Regions from separate parts of the Homo sapiens genome. Here region 1 is linked to region 2. Evidence: chromatin loops called from intact Hi-C (ENCODE). Cell type or tissue: Caco-2. All regions are shown on one strand.

Region 1 (8,000 bases), 230 kb after region 2:
ATTCATCAATCCTTCATCCCTTCATCTGCAGTCCCAATCATATTCATATTTCCCATCAAATATATATAAAATAAATAATTTTGGATTATCTCTACCATCTTTGTCCCCATCTTTTACATACATATTAATAGTATGTCCCCAGGAGTCATTTTATACATAATATCCCCGGTCTTGTCCCCCAGTCACAACGGACTTTTTTCAAATAAGGAAATAGGATCCACGCTGGGTCTATTAAGGGTTTACATCCCAGGAGTTTATAATTTAGACTGAGAGGTCCCTGTGGGCTACTGAGCTGGTAATATACAAACCTGGAAGTTATTAGTAGTCACATCCTACTACATGGATTGAGGATCACAATAGCAGTAGGTAGTTACACAATTTCTATTTAGTGGAGACTTAGGAGTCACAATCTGATGTGTGTGTGTGTGTGTGTGTGTGTGTGTGGTAGTGGTGTTACAAAACTCTGCTTGAAGCTGCTACTAAGTACACTGTTTTTACTTAGACTGGAGTGTTTATCTGGAGTGGCTTGAGAGGTAGGCTGATTCAATGTACAAATTCATTCACACTGAGAGGAATCAAACAATCACATAAAAAGAAACAGATGAAAAGCAGAAAAGTCGATGATTTTAAAAGTTTCCTGTAGAGGTGTGATTGCATTCATGCTCTTTAGTTTTGTGTGACACCTCAATAGCTATCTGATGTATTTATATTTAAATAAACTATTCTGTGTTTATGCTCATGCCAGGGGTATTCCATGAGTACCCTGTTATTTTCGCAAAAAACAAGGTCCTTAAAAACCAGAACCAAAACCACATAACATGATATCCTTGATCAATCTCAATTGTGATTTTCAAACCAACTTTGAGGTTGCTGCAAAGCACCAAAAAAAGCATAGCTGGCCTCCCTCTCTCAGGCTGCTGGTTCATACCTTTCCTAGAACAGAGAGACAGTTAAATGATAAAAGGTGCTTGAAGATCATTTAGGTAAGAAAAAGGAAAGTAAACAGAGTAGACAACATAAATAGGAATTTGAAAGCAATACTTGTTATATAAAACAGTAATAAAGATGATGTACCTACAATTAGTTAAGAATTGTCCTATGATGAACAGAAAGTTCATGATTGTGGAAGCTGAACAATGAGTAATAGGAGATTCATCATAATGGATATATAAGTTTTCTCTACTTTTGTTTAGAATGTTCATAATAAAAAGTTTTAAAAATTATCCTTGTAGTATCATTTCCATTTAAAGTAAAATTTTAAAGGAGTGCATAGGCAAGTATAATGTACTTAAATTACTCTAATAAAAAATAAACAAGCAAACAAAAACCCCCACGAAACTATACCTCTGTCTATATTTTGTTTTTTAAGGGGGTTATTTTGATAGAATCTGTTAATGCTTTAGAAGCAATGAAAGTCATAAATAGCTTCTTTATAAAAACAGGGATTTTAAATACTTACAGAGAACAAGTCAAAACTAACTTCCCAGCAACTTAAAGAGATTCAGCCAACATTTGACACTTGATAAATAAAAGAAATGATGAAATTCCTTGTTTTATTTAAACTAGTAAGAATTATAAAATAAGTACATATTCTTGAAAACAGGATTTATTTGAAACATTTAGATAACTCACAGGTGTTCCTGGTGCTACTCGAGACACAATCACAGGCATCTTCTGATCATATCCTCCCTTAAAAAGAGAATAAGTAAAATGTTAGTCAAATATTACCAAAATAAGAACATCTTAATTTAAAAACTGAGTATAAAATAAATTCCAGATTACCTTTACATTGAATCCAAACCTCCCATTTTCATCAGGTTTCATTCTGATTAGGACAAGATTATCATGTGGAATACCACCATTAGGCTTAAAAAGACAAAATTAAATAACTTGTAATTTTCTTCACTTAAAATCTATTCTTCAGATATATAGGAAGCATATTTTTTGTATGCTTATATTATGCATAGTTTGTAAAAAATCATAATTCTAATAAAAATTTTAGTTCAGAAGAGTAAATTCTTTGACTAATAACTTGCAGTTAGCCCAACCAGATATATCCTCTCATGCATTCTTACGAGCATATGCTAGACTATTAAGTGACAGGAGGAACAGGGGCCATGTCTGTCTTTATTAATTGCTATATCCGTAGAATCTGGCTCATAGCAAGCCAGGTTCATATGTATGAGTATACAGAGGGTGCTCATAAGTGTTACATGAATTCAAATGATACTTCCACTGCTTGATATATGTGATTTTAAAAAACAGCTTTATTGAGATATAATTCACATATCATTCACCTATTTAAAGTGTATATTTCCATAATTTTTACTCTTGTCACAGAGGTGTACAAACATCACTATTATCTAATTTTAGAATATTTTCATCAATTCCAAAAGAAATCTTGTATCCATTAGCAGTCGTTCCCCATTTTCCCACCTGCCATCCTCCAAAGCCTAGTCAACCACAAATCTACTTACTGTCTCTTGACAGATCTGACTGTTTTGGATATTTCACATATATGAAATCCTACAACACATGGCTATTTGTCCTGGGCTTCTTTCATTCAGTATGTTCTTTATTGTTATTTTTATTTTTAATTTTTATTATTATTATACTTTAAGTTTTAGGGTACATGTGCACAACATGCAGGTTTGTTCAGTATGTTCTATGCCTGCTCTTTGAAGGAAAAAATCTGACTAGTTCTTATCAGAGATGATCTCTTATAGGAATCTTCCCTTAACCCCACAGCTTATTTAATTATATACTCTATGTACTCCATGATCACTTCTAATTATAGAACTTATATTGAGATACATCATGGCACAATTCAGGACCAAAGAATATGATGAAAAAGAGAAGGTACTGTAATACAACTTACAACTAAAAACTGCCAAAGTACAAAAGAAATTTCATTTAGGATTTTAAAAATTCAAATAAAAATGAGAATATCTGAAGAAGCTACTTACAGTGGGTTTTTCAGGAGAAGATGGAATATCAAATGTTTCATTAATATGACTTTCTAGATCTTGTTGCGAATGTGAATAATGAATTTGGTTCCAACTGTTTTTCTTTGACTGTTTGGGTGGTAAAGCTGGAGGCTTCCCATCTCCAGGGGTCTCTTGTGATCTAGACAAGAAAACAAATTTGGAAGTTGTTTCATAACTTTTTTAAAAGTTAGGGTCAAGCAACCCACATATTTACAATGTCTGGTAGGAGACAGGCTCTAAATACCATATTTATTTGGAAGTGCCACTTTTTAATGAAAATTTTCCTAACTTTGAAGTAATAAATCTAATTTCCTACTTTATCAAATTTATAAACAATTATATAATAAAATATATTATCAAGGTATTCCTGTGAAGATACCTATTAATCTATTATAACAAAGTAAACATCTTTCCAAAAAAATTTTTTTAAGGTTGTCAGAGGAGTCACGGGTAGCCAGGAATAAGGTAGGCAAGAAAATCCAGAACTGATAATTGGGTAGTTCCACAGATAAAGTAACTATTCCAGCCTAAATAGCTTAAGAGATTGGCCTAATCTATTTAGAAATAAAATACGATTCATGGAAGTAATGAATTCAATGATGCAGTGAGGATTGGAAATCTGAGTAAGAGTGCTGAGATCATCACCAGAGCCAAAACTGGTTGAGATATTGTCAGAACATATGATTTAAGGTGAGAAAACAAAATCCAATTAACATTAGAGAGCATAAGCCTCAATTTGTGGCAACAGGAATTGATAAAAAGAGCTAGATATGATAAAGGTAACTTCAGGTCAGAAACTCTAGCTTTTAACAAGCATAAAATGTATAAAAACATTACTTGTGAGCATTCCACAAAGGCCAAAAGTAGAAACTTGTGGTTCAACTTGTGTCTTAAGAAGTATGCATCCACAGAAGTCGTGGATTTGGGAGAAGTAAAAGATTAAATAGGTAAGCGGAAAATTGTTCTTGATAAGAACACTGACCACTATTGGCGTTATTATCTGATAAAAGAATTACTGTCTTATTGCCTAAGGACAGGTATAAGAGAGATGACAGCTACTGTGTCAAGCCACATGGCTGCTGATGTGGCACTGAAGCACACATTTTATACCTAGTATCTGCTCTTCTGTTGACTAACGGGACACCTAACATCCAAGCTATAAGGTCTGGAGATAAGGAAAATGTATTAGATGATATTATCATTAAAAAAAAAGTTCTTCTTCCCCCCACTGACATTAGGCCTGGCCATGTGACTTGCTTTGGCCAATGACATGTGGGTAGAAGTGGAATGTGTAACTTTTGAAAGGAAGCTTTAAGAAACAGTTTATGGGCTGGGCACAGTGGCTCATGCCTGTAATCCCAGCACTTTGGGAGGCCGGGGTGGGCGGATCACGAGGTCAGGAGATTGAGACCATCCTATCCTGGCTAACATGGTGAAACCCTGTCTCTACTAAAAATACAAAAAAATTAGCTAGGCATGGTGGCAGGCGCCTGTAGTCCCAGCTACTCGGGGGGGCTGAGGCAGGAGAATGGCGTGAACCTGGGAGGCGGAGCTTGCAGTGAGCCAAGATCGCGCCACTGCACTCCAACTTGGGCGACAGAGCAAGACTCCATCTCAAAAAAAAAAAAAAAAAAAAAAAGAAAAAAATGAAACAGCTTATGATTTCATTATGCTTCTTTTTTCCCTTGCCCATGAGACTAGCCATGTCCCAAACAGGGAATGCTACCAGTCTGGGACCCAGAATGAAGATAAGGTAGAGCACAGCCACAGATGACACATAATGTACATACAATGTAAGAAAGAAAGAACTTTTGTTATGTCTCTTTAAGTTAGGCTCATTTGTGATCAAGCATAACAAGATAACTGATACAGAGATTTACTGCCAGAGTGACCCTTGGATACATCTGTTCTCCCTTGTAGAGGAGGTGTAAGCTTATTGAGAGGTTGGCTGCTAGACACCTAGTAAATAAGTGTTGTGAAACTGAAAGAAAGTATGATCAGTGCCAAGGAAGTCAGCTGGGATTAATAATGAATGATGTGATTGTATGGTCTTAAAGAGAAGTTTCTCCTAGGAGAGATTAGAGTCTTTCTGAAATTTTATAACATGGTATAAAATATAACTGCAAAAGAAGCAAGTGAACAGCAATGCCCACTTAGCCTAGATGTCTGCATAGAAATACTTCAGGGCACAAATGCTCTAAATTCTGCCAAGTCTACAAAGACTGCATCAGAGCATACATCCCTCTTTTTCAGCCAAAGCTTCATTGAGGTCTGCCTTAATGGCCAGGGCTTCCAGCTCCCAAATGTGGTAGTTCTTATGTTACTTTCAACTGCCAAGAATACAAGCTTCTAAGGGCCCATAGATTCAAGTATTGCTTGTCTAGGGAAATGTTTCCATGGATTAGAATAGAGATATGTAACTCAACCACGGCCTACTACATAGGATTAGAGCACACAGAGATGGACATCCCTTAGCAGAACTTAAGAGATGCAACATTTTTAAAAGGCAGTTGATAAGAATCTCTAAAACTTTACAAATACCAGAAGTAATTGGACTCGACATATATAACAGGTCTCACCCCTTACTTGGACCTAAGTGTAACCACTTAGGCAATATAATTAGAAACTCTTTCTGCTTTGCATACAGTTGTCATAACCAGGAAACATTTAAAAGCTAAATTTAAAAGCTGAGAAAAAAAATTTAAAACTAAAAGCCTGTGGGAAAGGGAGTAAGGTGGAGAACATATGAAAATGGAGTCAGGGAAACCTTCCTTATTCTTGGTCCAGCTATCAGTTTAAATACAGCACCAAAATATACAGGAGAAACTCAAGCCTGATCAGCAGTGGTATATCTAAGTGAGCCAAACCTGTATGGGCCTATCGGTGGCAATACTCAGTTATGCCTAACAGTGGCATACTCAGTATGGGCCTAACAGTGGCAATACTCAGTTACATGAGAGGGACAGCACTGATTCTATGGTACATTTTGCTAAAACTGTTGAATCTCTACTTCTGGGGTTACAAGAAACACCTCCAGAGGTGGTTTTTATTGCGCAATTATGATTAGACATTATTGTCCTAAAAGAGCAGTTATAAATTCATGGATTATGGGCCAATTTTGGCCAACATACATTTGGACCATTCATTGTTTTTATAAAAATAATTGAGTTAAACAATTACATTTTTAAAATTGCATACAAATCTAGATTTTCAAGATGAAAAATCTGGAAGCTCCGGAAAGAATGGGCCTGCAGTACCAGTTGTCAAACACTGTATAAAGCCAAGTGGCAGCTGCTGTCTTTAGATGCAGCATGAGCTCTATAATCTACACAAATCTCCATCCCGTGCTACTTGCAAGACTACAGGTATTTGAGAATAACCTCTTTTAACCTCTTTTTAAACAATCAAATCAAGCAGGAAGATACAGATAGGAAAAGAGCCCAAGTATAAATGCTGAGGTTGGGATTTAAGCCAAATTATAAGGAAAAGGTGAGGAGAATGAAGTATAGATTAAGATGAAGACGAAAGGACAGTAAAACTTTGGATTTCAGGACAGAGCTACCTGCCTTCTCACTGTCTTATGTAACTTTCTTATTAAAGTAACTTTTCAGAGAGTGGCAGACAGGCTCTCCATATGCCTGACTGCTGCAGAGGGTTAGGTTAGTCTAGGGAGCTCTTATAATTTAATTATGTACTCTCACAGTAATCCCTGTAACTGTTTCCCTTTTCTATACTTCTAATTTCAATAACCAAACTGTATACATACACAACCAAACTCTATACACACACACACACACACACACACACTCTGAAGTCTATAAAAGTAATCAAGGATGTCAACACAGACTCCTGAAATTCAAATATTGGGCAAAGGTTATCAATTACATTTTTTAAAAGACATACTCCAAGAATATTAATTCAATTTACTTTAATGAATAACTTTCTTCTTCATTTCTATTGTACAGCTATCATATATATTTATTACTTAAACAGTTATCTAGGAAGATGATTTTCATAGGTAAACCTTGCATTATAATTAGAAATGATACATTAAAAATAATGTCATGAAACAGTCCAATTCTTAAAAACAATACTATTTCTAAGTGCACACACACAAAAATCTGCCAAGTATAAGAGAATGAAGAGACATGATGCAATTTGGAGAATAACCAGGCAGCATAGTGAAACACAGCCCTGTCAGAAATTACAGCTGGTACCCTCAAGAAAGAGACCTTTAATTTTCAAAGAAGGCCAGCATTTACTGGCTTTAAGGAAGGGAGCTGGAAAAGATCTGAGTTAGGGAAAGTGAGAAAAAAATGCAATCCTGAAGGGATTATTTTATTACTTTTAAAAAAGAAAAATGAACAACCCTTGAAAATCATGAATTTTTTTTAAAAAACGGTAAAGGCACAATTGTACATAGAAATCTGTCACAGAAGCATAAAATTTATTCCAATAGACTAGAAAACAAAAACTATATTCTTGTTAGACACTAATACAAATGTGCCAGAAATTGATGGCTCTTTAAAAAACTCTTATTTTCCAGCCTGGCCAACATAGCAAGACACCATCTCTACAAAAAATTTTTTTAAAAAAATAAACTGGGGATGGTGGTGTATACCTGTAGTCCCAGCTACTCAGGATGCTGAAATGGGAAGATCATTCAAGAACAGTAGTTTGAGGCTGTGGTGAGCTATAATTGCGCCACTATGCCCCAGCCTGGGAGACAAAGAGACCCTGTCTCTTAAAGAAAAAAACAAACCCTTATTTTCTAAGATGTAGATCAAGAGAACATGTCTTATTTAACTATAACCACTACTGTTATTCTAGTCTTCAATTACGCATTTAACCCAACTTATACTCTACTTATATTACATTAGATACAGATAAAATTCTGATTCAAAATTCAGGCTTCTTAACACTTTGGCTACTTTATTCTGATAATGACAGTGTTTCAAAGTAAATGTCACTTCAGGTTGATTACCAATTAACGCACAAGGCACTTTAAAAAGC
Region 2 (8,000 bases):
GTGGTGATACTGCACCATGCTGTCCTTGGAATGACCACCGTGCCTTCCAGGATATGCTGGGGATGACCAATGAGGTTTTCAACCTTTGAAAATGCCCCTACTCCCAAATTTACACCACAAAAACATGGAAATCAACCTAAAAACAGTGCGGCTGCTTCTGCTCACTTCCTCAGGTTTGTACCAACAGTGGATCTGGTCTAACTCTGTTGAGGTCAGCATGTAGGAATCACAGTTCCAAGAAACAGAAACAGTGCACAAAAACATGAATGTCTCACGAAGGTTTATTTGAATAGAGTTACATCTAGAGTTCTCATTTCAGTGTACAAACAACTCAGTGCAGTGTTTCTAATACAAGTCATATAAAACTGGAACACACTAAATGAATAGTGCACTTGATAGAAAAATAAATTACACTTTAAATGCTACTGCAAAGTTTTACACATATAAAAGGTAAACACAAAATAGTTAGTGAGACCCTCATAACCACTTATCATATCCAGATAAGGAGATAAAAGGGGCAAAGGAATCTGTGCTATAAAAAAAAATCTCTCTGAAGAGGAGAAATCCTGACAAGTAACTGAATGATCATCTCAAGCAATGTGGTGACATAGGGACTTACAGATCGTATCTCTTAGAACTGGGAAGGAATCATAGCTCTACCAATGTGTTAACACAACCCAGTTCAGCTCAGGGCAAATTTCTATAATTCAAACAAATGTCCTCATACTAACGCCTAATATGTAGGAAAAGTTTCCAACTTTCTTCTGACCACTGAAGAGGTACAGTGTTTAAATTTTTGAGAGGATAAAAAGGACAAATAATCTAGAAATGTGTCTTCTTCAGTCTGCAGAAGACCCCAGGTCTCCAAGCAACCACATGGTCAAGGGCATGAATAATTAAAAGTTGGTGGGAACTCACAAAGACCCTCAGAGCTGAGACACCCACAACAGTGGGAGCTCACAAAGACCCTCAGAGCTGAGACACCCACAACAGTGGGAGCTCACAAAGACCCTCAGAGCTGAGACACCCACAACAGCACCTCGTTCAGCTGCCACATGTGTGAATAAGGATGCAATGTCCAGAAGTGTTGGCTGCCTCCAAGTGACAGGTAACACTGCAGAACCTATCTGAGGACCTGCCAGCCTCCCGTTTCACGCAGCCACTCTGCTGCTCTACAAAGTTTCACATCAGGGGTCAGCGGCTTTGTAAAGGGGACTCCGCAGGAACACAGCTGTGCTGGGGCTGCTGCTGCTGTACTGCGCCAGCAGAGCTGAGTGGGACAGTATTTACCATCTCTGGTCCTTTACAGAACAAGACTGCTGACTCCTCTCAATGACAAGACAAAAACTCTGCTTCTCGAGACTCTTACTTAGAAAAATAGCAGATTTTTCTCTCTGTGACTGATAAATAATTCTGCTAACAAGACTTCTGAAGGAAATCTTCATTTTGGGGCTTAGCTAAGAGAAGAAGAGGTGCAAGTTTTAGCCAGAAGTGAGAAGCATAAGATAACAAGTAGTCCAGATCCAAGAACCCAAGAACAACTCAGGGCTTTCATCCTTAAATCTCCATAGGATATCTGTGATTGTACAAAGGCAAAGGCTAGAGACAAATGTTAGGAGACTATAAGAAATATTTTTAAAAGTTTTTTCTTAAAACAATGTATAAATGTTAAGGAAGTAAGCACACAAGGAACAGAATCATTCCTCTGTTCAGCAGTGTCTCCTGAAGAGTAGGAATGAAATGACCATGACCTCCTGTGTGTCAAAAGATGATGCTACTGACATGTCACAAATTAGGTCTCACTGATTAATTTACAAGTTCTCAGGCAAAGTCTAGAGCAGGTAACTGAAACCTTCACGTCTTATTTTAAACCATCCTGTCAACTCCCACTTCCCCTATCAGGGCTATGAAATGGACTGAGTTGAGGTTCCTCTCCTGTCTGCCCGCAGGGAGGCAGCACTATCTGCTCCCCGCCACCCCACCGTGCTCCGTCCGAGGCGTGCACGGCAAACCCTCAGCAGTGCCCCCGGCTGCCCCTTCTCCAACCTCAGCCCAGTCTCACCAGCCTGCTTCTCACCCACTATCATCTCCAACCTTTCTCTTTGAACCCATCAAGGATGCCGGCACACATGCCTCTCTCTTCTCAAGAGACAGACATCTCCCCTTCCCTACCTGCCACATTCGTAGACCACCTCAGCCCTGCCTCTCCCCACCACACTGTTCTCAGGGGAGCAGAACAGGAAGAGCTGTTACAGCAGCTCTGCGCATGGCAGCAGCAGCAGCTATGACAGGAAACCAATCCCCAACACGCATTTAATCTGTCGGGGCCAATTCAGCATTCAAGTATGAACTTCCGTGTTTGCCACTTCATGTCAGGGCATGAGACAAAGTTTCCTCTGAGCTTGAAATTCAAGTGAATTTTAACAAAGTCCCTACCAATATTCTAACTGTCAAGAATACAGGTATCCAACGACATAAAGGTCACAGACTATGTCCAACTACCTAATTCCTAATTTTAGGAAGTTTAAAATAAGGATGTTGTCACCTCCTGAACTGGATGGGAGATTTAGGTCTTCCAAGGCATAATGCCTCAGCTGCTCTGTGGTGAGCAGCACAACGGTAACCCTGTAGGACATCTACGGTTGCCAAGACACTGAAAATTTGATGCTCATTCCATCATGTCCTGGGTCAAGCCCCTGGTTCTAGGTGTCACCTTCAGCTTTGAGAAAATATGTCCTATAATTAAGAACTGGCAAGAGCCCCACCAGTGAAACTCAGAAGCTGTTTTTAGCATAATGGCTAAGGGGAGGCAGCCAGCAAGAAGTGTTGACTTTCCTTCTGCAAAAATGTTTTGTGCAAACGTGGGTTCCAATCACTACAGCTCCCTGGGAAACAGTGCAAGATTAAAATTCCTGAGCTTTCCAGTCAGACACTAGTGTGCGTTTGCCTGGACACACGATTATGTTATAAGGAGCCCAGGAAAGTCCAATCCATGAAGTTTTAAGGATCTAAGACTGGATGTTCTTTTATGCTAAGCAGTACAAATTAGTGCTTAATTATATACATATTGCAGGACAGAAAACTAGAAAGCAAATTCCAGGAGGTATAGCTTAAGATCAGTTCTCCATAACGAGGGATTAACAACTTTACCAATATGGTTTCCACATCATCCTTCTTCCCCATGGCAACCGAGGTTTACCTTGTTCATTCGAAAATTATAAAGCTAAATAGCGTTATTTCTGGGTATTAGAATTACAGATGGACATTGCTATACTTTATTTTTCTGTGATGAGTATATATTATTTTAACATCCAGAATTTCTTTGTACAGGCCCAAAGGGATGGGGAAGTTTTAGAGATCTCTTTTAAACTAACACAGAATTCCTAGTGCAATGCAGGTTCTTTCGGTATATGCTGTGTATAGCTTCATACATGGTAGGTATTTAAGAAACAACATCCCTTCACCCCTGTTCCTATTGCCTATTTTGGTCTTGGTGTATTTGTTTTGTTTCATTTTTTTTTCCAGTTTGAAAGCTCTAAATTTATTCAGCTTATACTGAAAGGAAATGAAGTCTATGTCCAAATAGGAAACAATGTGGAGTACTGCTGTGCTGTGCCTTCATTACCTGAGACTACAGCAGCCTGCATTCTCCACCGGGCTCGGAGGAGTGCAGATGCCTGAGGTAAATGCCCCAGGGTCTCTTCAACAGTAACCCACCCCACTGATAAGTTACATGATACGTGTGTGGTGCCTGTGAGTGCTTCCTGTGGAAAGGCAGGGTGAAAAAAATATGACAGGATTTTATTTGATTTCTCCGTAGTTCTTCTCAGGGTTTATCTTGATGTAAACTTGAAATATTAAGATAGCCAGTACAGTAAGAAATCAAAAGAATGGGAGACATTTAAAAACTCTCTATATTCTAAACTTCTCTTTAGTGTTGTAATAATTGTAAAAAAAAAAAAAAGTTGGCCCTAAGTCTGCCTTTATAGTGTCCACATTAATTTCCTAAATTCTTGATTTCTAGGTAAGTCAGGAAAAGTGCAATTTCTCTAACAGGCAGCCAGATCAAGGATGCTCTCACCCTGATACTAGATGGAAATAGCTTTCAAAAGGCTGTTGACTACCAGAGGCAGGCTTGTTATGAAGTTGTTATGAACAAATAGAACCGCTAGGTGGAGCCAAGAGTTTGAAGGAAACCCCAGAAAAAGAAATTCCCTTCTTTCGGGAATTTGTAACATTTATAAAAGTATAGAAAGTTCAAGACCAAACACTCTCTTTTGGGCAGCTATGCAGTGTGATTCAACAATTCCAGTTGGACGGAAAATACAGCTGTCTTTTTTACGGAGTTGAAGTCAAATCTACGTGCAGCTTTTTTTACCTACAAATAATGGACAAGCTCCTGAATCCAACATATTCTAGCTGAAACGGATCCCAGGACGGAATGCTGGAGAGATGCGTATTCCAGCTACAGGCCCTCAGAGCTCAGTGGTCAGTAAACACTTCTGCTTCAGGACAGCTTCTTCTGCCAAAATGGGACCAGAGCTGAAAGGAAGAGAGAATGGGTTACTCAGGGAACCCCTGGGGTTTGGAGGAGGACATTCATGTCTCCATTAGTGCCACACAGAGCATTTTGAGGGTACAGCAGATTACAGACCTAAGTCAATATGTAGTAACACCTAACCTGGCAATGAGATATTCCATAGAAGGGAAATTTCTGGATAAACACTGCTTATTTCATTTTGAAATAAAATATAAAGACAGCACAATTTCCCCTTCTTAGCAAATATGTTAAACACACACTTAACCATTTCTTAATGAGTCAGGGTTAGTATGAGTATCAAGAACAGTGCTGTGCTGAGCTCAAGGGCAACACACTCAGGCTGTTCTCTGCTGCTGCTGCTCCTTTTTTTTTTTCTGTGAGACGGGGTCTTGCTCTGTCGCCCAGGCTGGAGTGCAGTGGCATAATCATGGCTCAATGCAGCTTCAACATCCCAGGCTCAAATGATCCTTCCACCTCAGCCTCCCAAAAGTAGAAGTAGCTGGGACTATAGGCCTGTGCCAACATGCCTGGCTAATTTTTGTATTTTTCTGTAGAGATGGGGTTTCACTATGTTGCCCAGGCTGGTCTCAAACTTCTGGGCTCAAGCCATCTGCCCTCCTCAGCCTCCCAAAGTGCTGCGATTACAGGCATGAGCCTCTGCACCCAGCCCTGTGTTTCTTTACATATTCCTACATGGCCGTGTCTGTGTTCCTACCAGTTAATCTATTTTGTTAGAGCCGTGTGAAAAAGAAGCCCTCATGGGCTCTGCATGAGGGCTCGTGAATTTCTGCTGTCAGTGAACTGCGTGAGTTTAGATGCAAGGAAGTAACGACATCTGATTTGGTTTCATGAAAACTGAAAACACGCTGGGTAAGGTGGCGCACGCCTGCAATCCCAGCACTTAGTGAGGTGGGAGAATCCACTGAGACCAGGAGTTCGGGACCAGTCTGGGCAACAAAGTGAGATGACGTATTTACAACAACAACAACAAAAATAGCCAGGTGAGGGTGGTATATGCCTGTAGCCCAGCTACTCAGGAAGCTGAGGCAGGAGGGTTGTTTTAGCCCAGGAATTGGAGGTTGCAGTCAGCTATGATCATGACACTGCACTCCAGCCCAGGTAATGGAGAGAGACACTGTCTCTAAAAAAAGTTTAAAGATGTAAAACGATATCAAAGTACATAATACAAAGGACATAACTTAAAATGTTGAAAGTGGTAACAAGATTTATAAATGAAACAGAGTCACCTGTACCACTCTCTATTCCTACTTTGAGGGACAAACACTTTCAACTGATTCTTTTCCTGGTATTTTCCTTCACTTTTCTGTGTCCCTGGTTCTCAAAGTGGGGTCTCTAGAATTTGGGAGAAATGCAAATTCTTAGACCCCACCCCAGATATACCGAATCAGACTATGAGGGTGGAGCCCAGCAGCCAATGTTTAAACAAACCTGTCTCCAGAGATTCTGCCTCACGACCCCCCAAAGTTCTGACTGTTCTGGGTGAGGTGTTTATACAATGACTTCCTCCTATGGACTGTGAAGGCTTACCTTTCTTCCACCCTCTCCCCAGCCCCACAATCCTGCCTTCTTATCTTTTCAGCACAGCTATATGACCAATTTTGATGATGTTAAAATTCAGTGTTTGTTGTAATTATGTAAATATTTTCACAACTATCAGTATATTTCATGTTTTATGTAACTTTTATTTTCCCTGGACTGAATAACTGCCTCATTTTTTTGTTGTCGTGATGGCTTAGTGGGTTTGTTGTTGTTGTTTTTTAGAAACGAAGTCTCAGTATGTTGCCCAAGCTGGTCTTGAACTCCCGGTCTTAAGCGATCTCCTTGCCTCAGCCTCCCGAGTACTTCTCAGTTTTCTATACAAATCTCTCATCTATCCCTAACCTCTCAGGTAAACCATGGATCTCTTCTCAGTACATTCAGACATGTAATATAATTTTTTAAAAACTGGAGGGTGGGGAGCCTGTTTGTGTTTTTCTTGGCAAAATCCTTTCTGCAACTCTATATCCTCCTTTTTGAATCTGGACAGGATCCTTTCTAGACCCACTGGGCAGCTACCATCTTGGAACCTCCCTTCACCTTTCTCTGGGTAAATCCCTGCACCTCTCTACTGCCTCCTGGGTCCCATGACTTCTTTTTTGGATAAAAAAGAGGAACATATCTTCCACTTTAGATGGAACACATCTTCCAGTAGCTTCCTGAGGAAGGCTACATGGAAAGTATATATTTTAGGGAAACTGTATGTCTAAAAATGTATTCTAATCTCACACTTCACTGATAGTTTGGGAATTCACTGATAGTTTGGGAAAACTCTGGGTGAGAAATTGCCCTCCAGAATTCAGAAAGCACACTGCTCCAATATCTCCAGCTGTCAGTAAAGTCTGCTGCCATTCTGATTACCAATCCTTTGTACGTACTCCGTTTTTCCCCTTTGCTGGAGACTTACATCCTCTCTTAACTTTGACCTCCTAAAGATTCATGATGCTCCTTGGTGTAGTCTATTTTCATTCTCTGTGCTGGGTACTCAACAGACCTCTTTAATCTAGAAACTCAAGTCCTCTGTTCTGAGAACGCTTGATTCCTTTCTTTGACAATTTCCTCCTTCCATTGACTGTAATCTTTCTAGATCTCCTATGATTCATATATAGGACGTCCTAGGCCAATCCTCCAATTTTCTTTTCTCTCCCAGTTTTCATCTTTCTATTCTACACATTTTGGGAGATTGTCTCAATTTTATCTTTTACACACTCTTTGGATTTCATTTTTAATATAGTTAATAATTTCTAAAAATGCTTGTTTTCCTTTTTTTTTTTTTAAGTTTCCTGTTATTGTTGCATGGATACAGTATCTTCGCTCTAAATTCAGATACTATGATTTTGTGACCTTTTCTTTTGTTATTTACATTGCCTTTTTTTCCTACTTCTATTTGTCAAAATTCACATTGCCTTTATTTCCTTGTTTTTCAGTTTACCTGTTCTGGTCTTTCCTCACATATCTGACAATCGTTAGCTCTCTTTGTATTTCAAAGAAAAGCTCTGGAATGTGTCTGGGACCTGTGTATATATGGGCAAAACTCATCAACGAATGGGCTCCCTGGTGATTATTTGGCAGATTCCTGGCAATTTCATCAGAGGATCCAAAAATGTATGTGCAGGCCTTTTTCTCTTTGGTTGGTTGGCTTCTCCAGAGAATAAGCCTCTTTTTCAACTCAGACATTTATACTTAGCTAACAGCATTCAGGAAACTGAGAAAAGAAGGAACGTTGGAAATTTCACCCTTCAGTGTGTGGACTTTGAGTTAGTCTTCCCGTGTTCAGTCTAGAGCCTTACTCCAAATGGAAATTCCAAGATCCAGAGCCTCTCTGGCCTGGCTCCTCCCGAGGGAAAACTTCAGAATTATGCTAAAATGGGCAAGGGTAGTGGGATGGCAGATGAGTGAAATG

Evidence for each region. Hi-C counts contacts between places; a loop is a spot of excess contacts. Peaks named below come from ENCODE experiments on the same cell type or tissue, not always from the same donor. Only the 100,000 strongest peaks of a DNase experiment are listed, where the experiment ranks them.
Region 1: a loop joins it to region 2, with 2.5 times the contacts of the local background. A loop is called at or near these places in 4 of 110 quality-filtered maps.

The regions. Positions count from the first base shown.
Region 1 is chr2:119,940,207-119,948,206 of GRCh38, reverse strand. PTPN4 (protein tyrosine phosphatase non-receptor type 4) reads right to left here. Exons shown (of 27, transcript NM_002830.4): 16 at 2,967-3,126; 17 at 1,783-1,866; 18 at 1,633-1,689. Among named protein-coding and RNA genes, the nearest start is that of EPB41L5, 69 kb to the left of the region's middle. In Caco-2, no CTCF peak of the experiment used is centred here; no DNase peak of the experiment used is centred here.
Region 2 is chr2:120,171,383-120,179,382 of GRCh38, reverse strand. EPB41L5 (erythrocyte membrane protein band 4.1 like 5) reads right to left here. Exons shown (of 25, transcript NM_020909.4): 25 at 264-4,542. The coding sequence ends at 4,476. LOC105373582 (a long non-coding RNA gene) reads left to right here and starts at 4,499. Exons shown (of 2, transcript XR_007087216.1): 1 at 4,499-8,000. RefSeq lists an enhancer at 2,150-2,249. In Caco-2, a CTCF peak has its summit at 4,151 (motif pointing right); no DNase peak of the experiment used is centred here.